Linked DNA regions of Homo sapiens: region 2 is linked to region 1. The links are chromatin loops, found by intact Hi-C in ENCODE. Cell type or tissue: prostate gland. All regions are shown on one strand. Links, peaks and the distances in the headings refer to the core of each region. The heading gives the core; the rest is flanking DNA.

Region 1 (4,402 bases), core at 202-4,201:
ATGCTTTGCTCACTTTGTGTCTCTATGTCTCATTCTGGTACTTTTCACAGTATTGCTAACTTTTTCATTATTATTATATCTGTTATGGTGATCTGTGATCAGTGATCTTTGGCGTTCCTTTTGTAATTGTTTTGGGCACCACAAACCATGCCCATATAAGACAGTGAGCTAAAAGGATAAATGTTGTGTTGTTCTGACTGCTCCACCAACCACCTGTTTCTCCATCTCTCTCTCTTTTCTCAGGCCTTCCTACTCCCTGAGATACAACAGTATTCAAATTAGGCCAATTAATCACCCTACAATAGCCTCTAAGTGTCTCAAGTGAAAGTAAGACTCACATGTTTCTTACTTTAAATCAAAAGCTAGAAAAGATTAAGCTTAGTGAGAAAAGCATTTTGAAAGCCAAGATACACTGAAAGCTAGGCCTCTTGCAGTCTTAGCCAAGTTGTGAATGCAAAGGGGAAGTTCTTGAAGGGAATTTTTTTTATCTTACTTTTGTTTGTTTTTATTAATTTGTTTAGATATAGAGAGAACTAATCCCCAAAACATAGGAACTGTGCCTTCTGCAGGTCCAAGCACAATGTTCTACACATAGCTGGCACTCCTTAATTATTCGTTGGTTGAGATGAGGTGACCAGGACATTTAGCAAAACTCCAGCCCATAGAATCAGAATTCTAGGTTTAGAAAGCCTGTATATATATATACACACACTTTAAGTTCTAGGGTACATGTGCACAATGTGCAGGTTTATTACATATGTATACATGTGCCATGTTGGTGTGCTGCACCCATTAACTCGTCATTTACATTAGGTATATCTCCTAATGCTATCCCTCCCCCCTCCCTCACCCCACAACAGGCCATGGTATGTGATGTTCCCCACCCTGTGTCCAAGTGTTCTCATTGTTCAATTCCCACCTATGAGTGAGAACATGTGGTGTTTGGTTTTCTGTCCTTGTGATAGTTTGCTCAGATAGATGGTTTCCAGTTTCATACGTGTCCCTACAAAGGACATGAACTCGTCTTTTTTTATGGCTTCATAGTATTCCATGGTGTATATGTGCCACGTTCTCTTAATCCAGTCTATCATTGTTGGACATTTGGGTTGGTTCCAAGTCTTTGCTATTGTGAATAGTGCCGCAATAAACATACGTGTGCATGTGTATTTATAGCAGCATGATTTATAATCCCTTGGGTATATACCCAGTAATGGGAATGCTGGGTCAAATGGTATTTCTAGTTCCAGATCCCTGAGGAATCGCCACACTGACTTCCACAATGGTTGAACGAGTTTACAGTCCCACCAACAGTGTAAAAGTGTTCCTATTTCTCCACATCCTCTCCAGCACCTGTTGTTTCCTGACTTTTTAATGATCACCATTCTAACTGGTGTGAGATGGTATCTCATTGTGGTTTTGATTTGCATTTCTCTGATGGCCAGTGATGGTGAGCATTTTTTCATGTGTCTGTTGGCTGCATAAATGTCTTCTTTTGAGAAGTGTCTGTTCATATCCTTTGCCCACTTGTTGACAGGGTCGTTTGTTTTTTTCTTGTAAATTTGTTTAAGTTCTTTGTAGATTCTGGATATTAGCCCTTTGTCAGACAGGTAGATAGCAAAAATTTTTTCCCATTCTGTATGTTGCCTGTTCACTCTGATGGTAGTTTCTTTTGCTGTGAAGAAGCTCTTCAGTTTAATTAGATCCCATTTGTCAATTTTGGCTTCTGTTGCCATTGCTTTTGGTGTTTTAGTCATGAAGTCCTTGGCCATGCCTATGTCCTGAATGGTATTGCCTAGGTTTATTTCTAGGGCTTTTATGGTTTTAGGTCTGACATTTAAATCTTAATCCATCTTGAATTAATTTTGTATAAGGTGTAAGGAAGGGATCCAGTTTCAGCTTTCTACATATGGCTAGCCAGTTTTCTCAGCACCATTTATTAAATAGGGAATCCTTTCCCCATTTCTTGTTTTTGTCAGGTTTGTCAAAGATCAGATGGTTGTAGAAGTATGGTCTTATTTCTGAGGACTCTGTTCTGTTCCATTGGTCTGTATCTCTGTTTTGGTAGTAGTACCATGCTGTTTTGGTTACTGTAGACTTGTAGTATAGTTTGAAGTCAGGTAGTGTGATGCCTCCAGCTTTGTTCTTTTGGCTTAGGATTGACTTGGCGATGTGGGCTCTTTTTTGGTTCCATATGAACTTTAAAGTAGTTTTTTCCAATTCTGTGAAGAAAGTCATTGGTAGCTTGATGGGGATGGCATTGAATCTATAAATTACCTTGGGCAGTATGGCCATTTTCACGATATTGATTTTTCCTACCCATGAGCATGGAATATTCTTCCATTTGTTTGTGTCCTCTTTTATTTCATTGAGCAGTGGTTTGTAATTCTCCTTGATGAGGTCCTTCACATCGCTTGTAAGAAAGTAGTATTTTGGTGAATACATGAATGATAAGAAGCAAAACAGCCTTATCACTGATATGGAGAAAGTTTTAGTGATGTGGATGGACGATTTAACCAGCCACAACATTCCCTTAAGCCAAAACCTAATCCAGAGCAAGGCCCTATCTCTCTTCAATTCTATCATGGCAGAGAGAGGTGAGGAAGCCGCAGAAAAAAAAAGTTTGAAGCTAACAGAGGATGGTTCATAAAGTTTAACAAAAGAGGCCAACTGCATAACTTAAAAGTGTAAGGTGAAGCAGCAAGCACAGATGTAGAAGCTGCCACAAGTTATATGTGGATATAAATATCAACATTAACAGGAATTTTGAAGAAGTTGGTTTCAACCCTCTTGAATTACTTTAAGGGGTTCAAGACTTCAGTGTAAGAAGGAACTGCAGATGTGGTAGAAATAGCAAGAGAACCACAATTAAAAAGGGAGCTGGAAGATGTGACTAAATTGCTGCAATTTCACGATAAAACTTGAATGAATAAGGAATTGCTTCTTATGCATGAGCAAAGAAACAGGTTTCTAGAAACGTAATTCACTCCTGGTGAAGATGCTGTTGTTAAAATGACAAGAAGTTTTCTGAATAGTACATAAACTTAGTTGATAAAGTAGCAGCAGAGTTTGAGACAATTGACTCCAAGTTGGAAAGAAGTTCTACAATGGGTAAAATGCTATCAAAGAGCACTGCAGGCTACAGAGAAATTTTTCATGAATGAAAGAGTCCAACGATGTGGCAAACTTCCTTGTTGTATTATTTGAAGAAATTGCTACAGCCACCCCAACTTTCAGCAACCGCCACCATGATCAGACACTAGCCATCAAAATCGAGGCAGGCCAGGCACAGTGGCTTACACCTGTAATCCCAGCACTTTGAGAGGCTGAGGCGGGAGGACCACCTGAGGTCAGGAGGTCAAGACCAGCCTCGCCAACATGACAAAACCCCATCTGTACTAAAAATACAAAACATATCTGGGCATGGTGGTGTGCACCCGTAATCCCAGCTACTTGGGAGGCTGAGCAGGAGAATCGCTTGAACATGGGAGGTGGAGGTTGCAGTGAGCTGGGATCACACCATTGTACTCCAGCCTGGCAACAAGAGCGAAACTCCGTCTTAAAAAATAAATAAATAAATACATAAATAAATAAATAAATCGAGGCAACCCTTTCTACCAGCAAAAAGATTGATTTGTGAAGGCTCAGATGATCATTAGCTTTTTTAAACAATCAAGTATTTTTAAGTTATTTACATTTTTTTTAGATATAATGCTATTGCACACTTCAGAGGCTAATGTATAGTATAAATGTAACTTTTATATGCACTGGGAAACCAAAAAATGTGTGTGAGTTTTTACTCGCTTTATTATGATATTTGCTTTATTACTGTGGTCTGGAACTAAACCTACACTATCTCCAAGGTATGCCTATGTATGGAAAGATTTGCCTAATTTTGAGCGAATAAATACTTAAACCAAAATAAAGTGGATGATTCAAATTAAAAATTTCTGGGTTTTTTTCTTTTTTTTTTTTTATTATCCTTTAAGTTCTGGGATACATGCGCAGAATGTGTGGGTTTGTTACATAGGTATACATGTGCCATGGTGGTTTGCTGCACCCATCAACCCGTCATCTAGGTTTTTAGCCCTACATGTATTAGGTATTTGTCCTAATGCTCTCCCCTCCCCCTTTTTTAAGACAGAGCCTCACTCTGTTGCCCAGGCTGGAGTGAAGTGGAGCAATCTCACTCAGCTCATTGCAACCTCTGCTTCCCAGGCTCAAGGGATCCTCCCACTTCAGCCTCCTGAGTAGCTGGAAGGAGGTGCACACCACCACACCTGGCTAATTTTTTTATATTTTTGGTAGAGAGAAGGTTTCTCCATGTTGCCCGGACTGGCCTTCAACTCCTGGGATCAAGGAAGTTTGAGGAAGTAGCTCTATAAAAATTTAAATAACAATCTGT
Region 2 (4,402 bases), core at 89-4,088, 250 kb before region 1:
ACCTGAGAAGCATCATCAGCCTGGCTCTACTAAAAGGAACAGGTGTGCAGCCTCAGAGAAGCAGCAACAAGTCCTCTCATTCAGCCCCTCCCCCGAGACACCAACAGGGATGCTGCTGGTCCTTTATGGGAACTGCAATCACAGCCTTCGACCCGGGAAAGCAGCATGTTTCCCATGAAGACACAACTGGAGTCACTTCTGACTCAGCACCTGAAAGATGTTGTTTTCCTGAAGTGTATCTTTTCATTAATCTTCTTTATTATGTATTATTAATAATAGGAGTTTAATATAAACGATGCTGTGTTTCATAGCATGACAGCTTTGGATTAGGTAATGTTATCTTGTTACTAATGGTTACTGCTGCTTAGTTTCTCTTAAATAGCAAAATGATGATATTCAAATGTTCCATTTTAGGTTCCGTGTTTATCTGTTTTCAACTAAGTCAACATAGTATTGATAATTCTAGAATTTTACTATAAACATACTTGTTCATACATCATCTATATGTCTCTAGCTGTAATCCCAACAGACAATAGATTGTGCAAGTCATAGTGCATATAACTTTCATTCAATTCTCTGAGCCTTTTTTTTTAAATTTTTTTTTAAACTACTGTCTTTGCAGGAGACTGAGCTTCAATTCTCTGAGGGGAAACCAAAAAAAGGAGAGAAGAAAAGGAACTATTATCTGCTCAGCAGTAAACTATGTTCTGGGAAGATATACCTTAGGAGGGAGAGAGAATCATAAACATACATAAAAACTAATAAACACCTACTTCTCTAAAGCAGATGTAACAATAAATAGTATTTGGAGGTTACTAATTGGTCCTTGGCCACTCCAAGAAAATAGTGGTCACACAGTGCTTTTATTTCACATAAACCAAGAATTAGCAGCTAATGTAATAGTCAAAATCTCTTTGCTCAAGAAATTAGAAGATGATTATTTATTCTACTGAGGATATTTAACAATGAGGATTTATCTTTAATAAAATTTGTTGGGGAGGATTGGAAATCTGTTGTTTTCAGTTGTGCAACAAAGATCTACAAGAATTTGCCCCTTGGTACATTATAATCAAAATTTTCACGCAAAAATGTCTCTATATTATCTACAAGGAAGACTCTAGGACCAAAATTAAGGTTTGAGATCATCTAAAGTTTTCCTTTACTAAAGTGGGTTATTTCTCTGTTCAAAAATATAATGCCTTCTACAGAGTGCCTAATATTCTTTCTTATTTTTTGAAAAACACTGTCAAGTCCAAATTTGGTTCTGGCACACAGAGTTTTATGTGTTCTCTCCCTGGTACCCTGCTTGTAGAGAAATCTTGCGGGGCTTAGGGCAATCCCAAGAGTGTAGCTTATACCAAAAGACCACACTCCTGGACCAGGAAGACCCTTCAACCTGGGCTCTTACCCGTGGGGGAGGTGACACAAAGCATGCTCGTCCCTAGAGTTTTCTACTCTGATCTGAGAATTTATAAACCACTTGACAAATTCCCCATTCAATATGTATTCCCAGAATTTAGACTGAAGCCTCAGGACAAAGAACTCTAGAAACATCATTGAACTAATTAGCATTGATTTAGTTCTCCTTATATTACATGTCCAGCATTATGCTAGATACTGTAGATGAGAGAGGGAAAGGAAAAAAGGGAGGGAGGAAGAAAGGAAGGAAGGAAGAAGGGAGGGAAGGAAGAAGGGAGGGAGGGAAGGAGGGAGAGAAGGAGGGAGAGAAGAAGGGAGAGAAGAAGGGAAAAAGACATATGATATTATGGTAGGCAGAATATTGGCTGCCAAAGATGTCCACATTCTATCTCTATAACCTCCAAATATGTTACCTTACATGGTAAAAGAGACTTTGCTAATATAATTAAGGTTGCAGACCTTAAAATAGGATGATTATCCTGGATTATCCAGTTGTGCCCACCTAATCACACTTGGGCCTTTAAAAACATAGAACCTCCCTTCAGCTGCAGCAAGGAGAAAGGCCACAGAAAGGGGAATGCAGCGTTTCAAAGTGTGTAAACGAGTCAGTGTCCTTCTGTGGGTTTGGAGATGGAGGGGCAATATAACTGGCAGTGCAGATGGCCTTAAAGAGCTGAGAGAGGCTCCTGGCTGACAGCCAGTAAGGAAATGGGGCCCTCGGCCTTGTGACCGCAAGGAACTGAATTCTGCCAACAACCTGAATGAATTTAGAAGTGGATTAACTGCCAGAGCCTCCAGAAAGGAATGCAGCCCTGCTGACATTCTGATTTCTACCTTGTAAGGCTCTAAACAGAGGACCAGTATGGTGACCTGGACTTCTAATCTGCAGATTTATGAGATAAAGTATGGGTGTTGTCTTTATTGCTAAATTTGTGGTAATTGGTTATGGTTAAGAAGAGAAAACTGATACAAATAATAAATGTCCCTGGCTGCAAAGATTCTAATGGGGGAAAAAGTGAGTAAATGCTCTTATGATGTGAGGAGAAATTTTCCTGAAGAATCACAGTAATAGTTTGATTTTGTTGTTTTCTGTTTTTTTCTTTAAGAGATGGCGTTTTGCTATGTTGCTCAGGCTGGCTTCTAACTCCTGGGCTCAAGCAGTCCTTCTGCCTTAGCCCCGAAAGTAGCTGGGAGTACGGATGCACGCCACCATACCAGGCTTAAACTTCAATTCTTTCAAGTATCACAGAGATATTACCATTTAGAACAATTCCTTAAGTTTCTTTCTATACCAATCCTCATTTTAAGGGCATTTTATGGGATACTCCAAAATGACCAAATCTTTAGGGAGCAGTGTGAAGTGAGTGCCTGGCAATCTCCCTGTGACTTGTGGGCTGCCCTAGGGTAGCAGGAGGCAGCTGATTACCACATATAAATACTTGTCAAAGCTGAGCACATGATCCTAATGCAGAATCTTGCTAAGAATGCAAACTGCCTTTTGCTTCCTTGAGAAAGTTTGCAACACAGCAGCCCTACTCATATTCTGTGTGCCTGCCAATTACTTTTATACATGCGGTCTTCCTTTCAATTCTCGGGAATATGCATTAGAGCAGGATTATTTTTAATAATCCAGAGAGTATATTTAGAGCATAATTTTTTTATTCATTAATAATGATTAAGATACATCTTACAGGTGGCAGAAGAAGGGTAGACGAGGGCTTTGTAAAATATGCTTTGAAAATTTGATGCGAAGAAAATATTCCAAAATATTCTCTCAATTATCAACAGAGGGAGAAGACAAACAACAATTTGGGGGAAAATACTTGTGACTCCTATCACAAAGAAAGAACTTAATTTCTTCCATTTAAAAAGTATTCTTCTAAATCAATAAAAGACCAAGAACCTAATAAGGGGTGAAGGATATTAAAAGATAGATCACAATAAAGGAATGATAAGTGCTTTTGCACTTATGAAAATATTCACTATCACTTATAATAAGAGACTTTCAAATTAAAACTATAAAAAACCATAAAAATGTAATTTATAACTACTGGATTAACAAGTTTAAAACATTTGATGATTTACTGTCAGTAAGTATGAGGTGAATAGCCTCAAACCCTGCCAGGAGCAGTATGTACCAGTTGAAACACTTTGGAGAGCAATTTGGTCATATAGACTCACATTAAAAATAAGCATATCCTTGGGTCAAGTAAATTCATGTCATAATTTTTCCTCTAGATAAACTTGTATATGTGCAAGATAATTTATGTCAAGGGGTATTATTTGGAGCATATTTTGTTCCAAGCAAATGTTTGAAAATAACTTTCATCTTTATTAAGAGTGGGCTAGTTTAAATACATGATGGGAATACTAATGTAATGCTATGCAGCTGTTAAAAAGAATGATCAAAATTGGAACATCTATTTTGGAAAACTGTTTAGCAATGTTCACTAAAGCTAAACATACACCTACCTATTGCATGACCCCAGCTGCTCCTAGGTGTATGAGAAATAAATGCATATATCCACCAAAAGACATGCGCAAGTCTGTTCATTGCAGATTTTTTCAAAATAGCCCTTAACTGGAAACATTCCATATGTCCATCAACAAGAGAATGAATAAATAGTCGTCGATTCATACAATGGAATAATAGACAACAACAAAAAGAATAAGCTGATGGAAACATCAGTTTACACTACAACATGGAAAATCACTCTGACATGTTGAAGGAAAGAAGGAAGATACAAATGTGGTTTCATTTATGTGAAGCTCCAAAACAGGCAAAACTAACTGTAGTGATAGAAGTTAGACTAGAGATTTGCCCTGGGGCATGGAAGACCATTCTAAAGTGATGGAAATATTCTATATCATGATCTGAATGGTGTTTACAAAGGTATATAAATATATAAAATTGGTCATGTGTTACCTTATGATATACTTAAGATTGGTGCACTATATACACTTTCTAATTTAGGTTATACCT

What was found. Hi-C counts contacts between places; a loop is a spot of excess contacts. Peaks named below come from ENCODE experiments on the same cell type or tissue, not always from the same donor. Only the 100,000 strongest peaks of a DNase experiment are listed, where the experiment ranks them.
Region 2: it touches region 1 in a loop (5-fold over the local background); 1 of 110 quality-filtered maps calls a loop at or near these places.

The regions. Positions count from the first base shown.
Region 1 is chr5:112,025,657-112,030,058 of GRCh38, forward strand. No RefSeq gene overlaps it. Among named protein-coding and RNA genes, the nearest start is that of NREP-AS1, 120 kb to the left of the region's middle. In prostate gland, for the core only: no CTCF peak of the experiment used is centred there; no DNase peak of the experiment used is centred there.
Region 2 is chr5:111,772,551-111,776,952 of GRCh38, forward strand. It overlaps a transcript of NREP not described here. Among named protein-coding and RNA genes, the nearest start is that of NREP, 18 kb to the left of the region's middle. In prostate gland, for the core only: no CTCF peak of the experiment used is centred there; a DNase peak (open chromatin) is centred at 2,161; H3K27ac peaks cover 397 bases.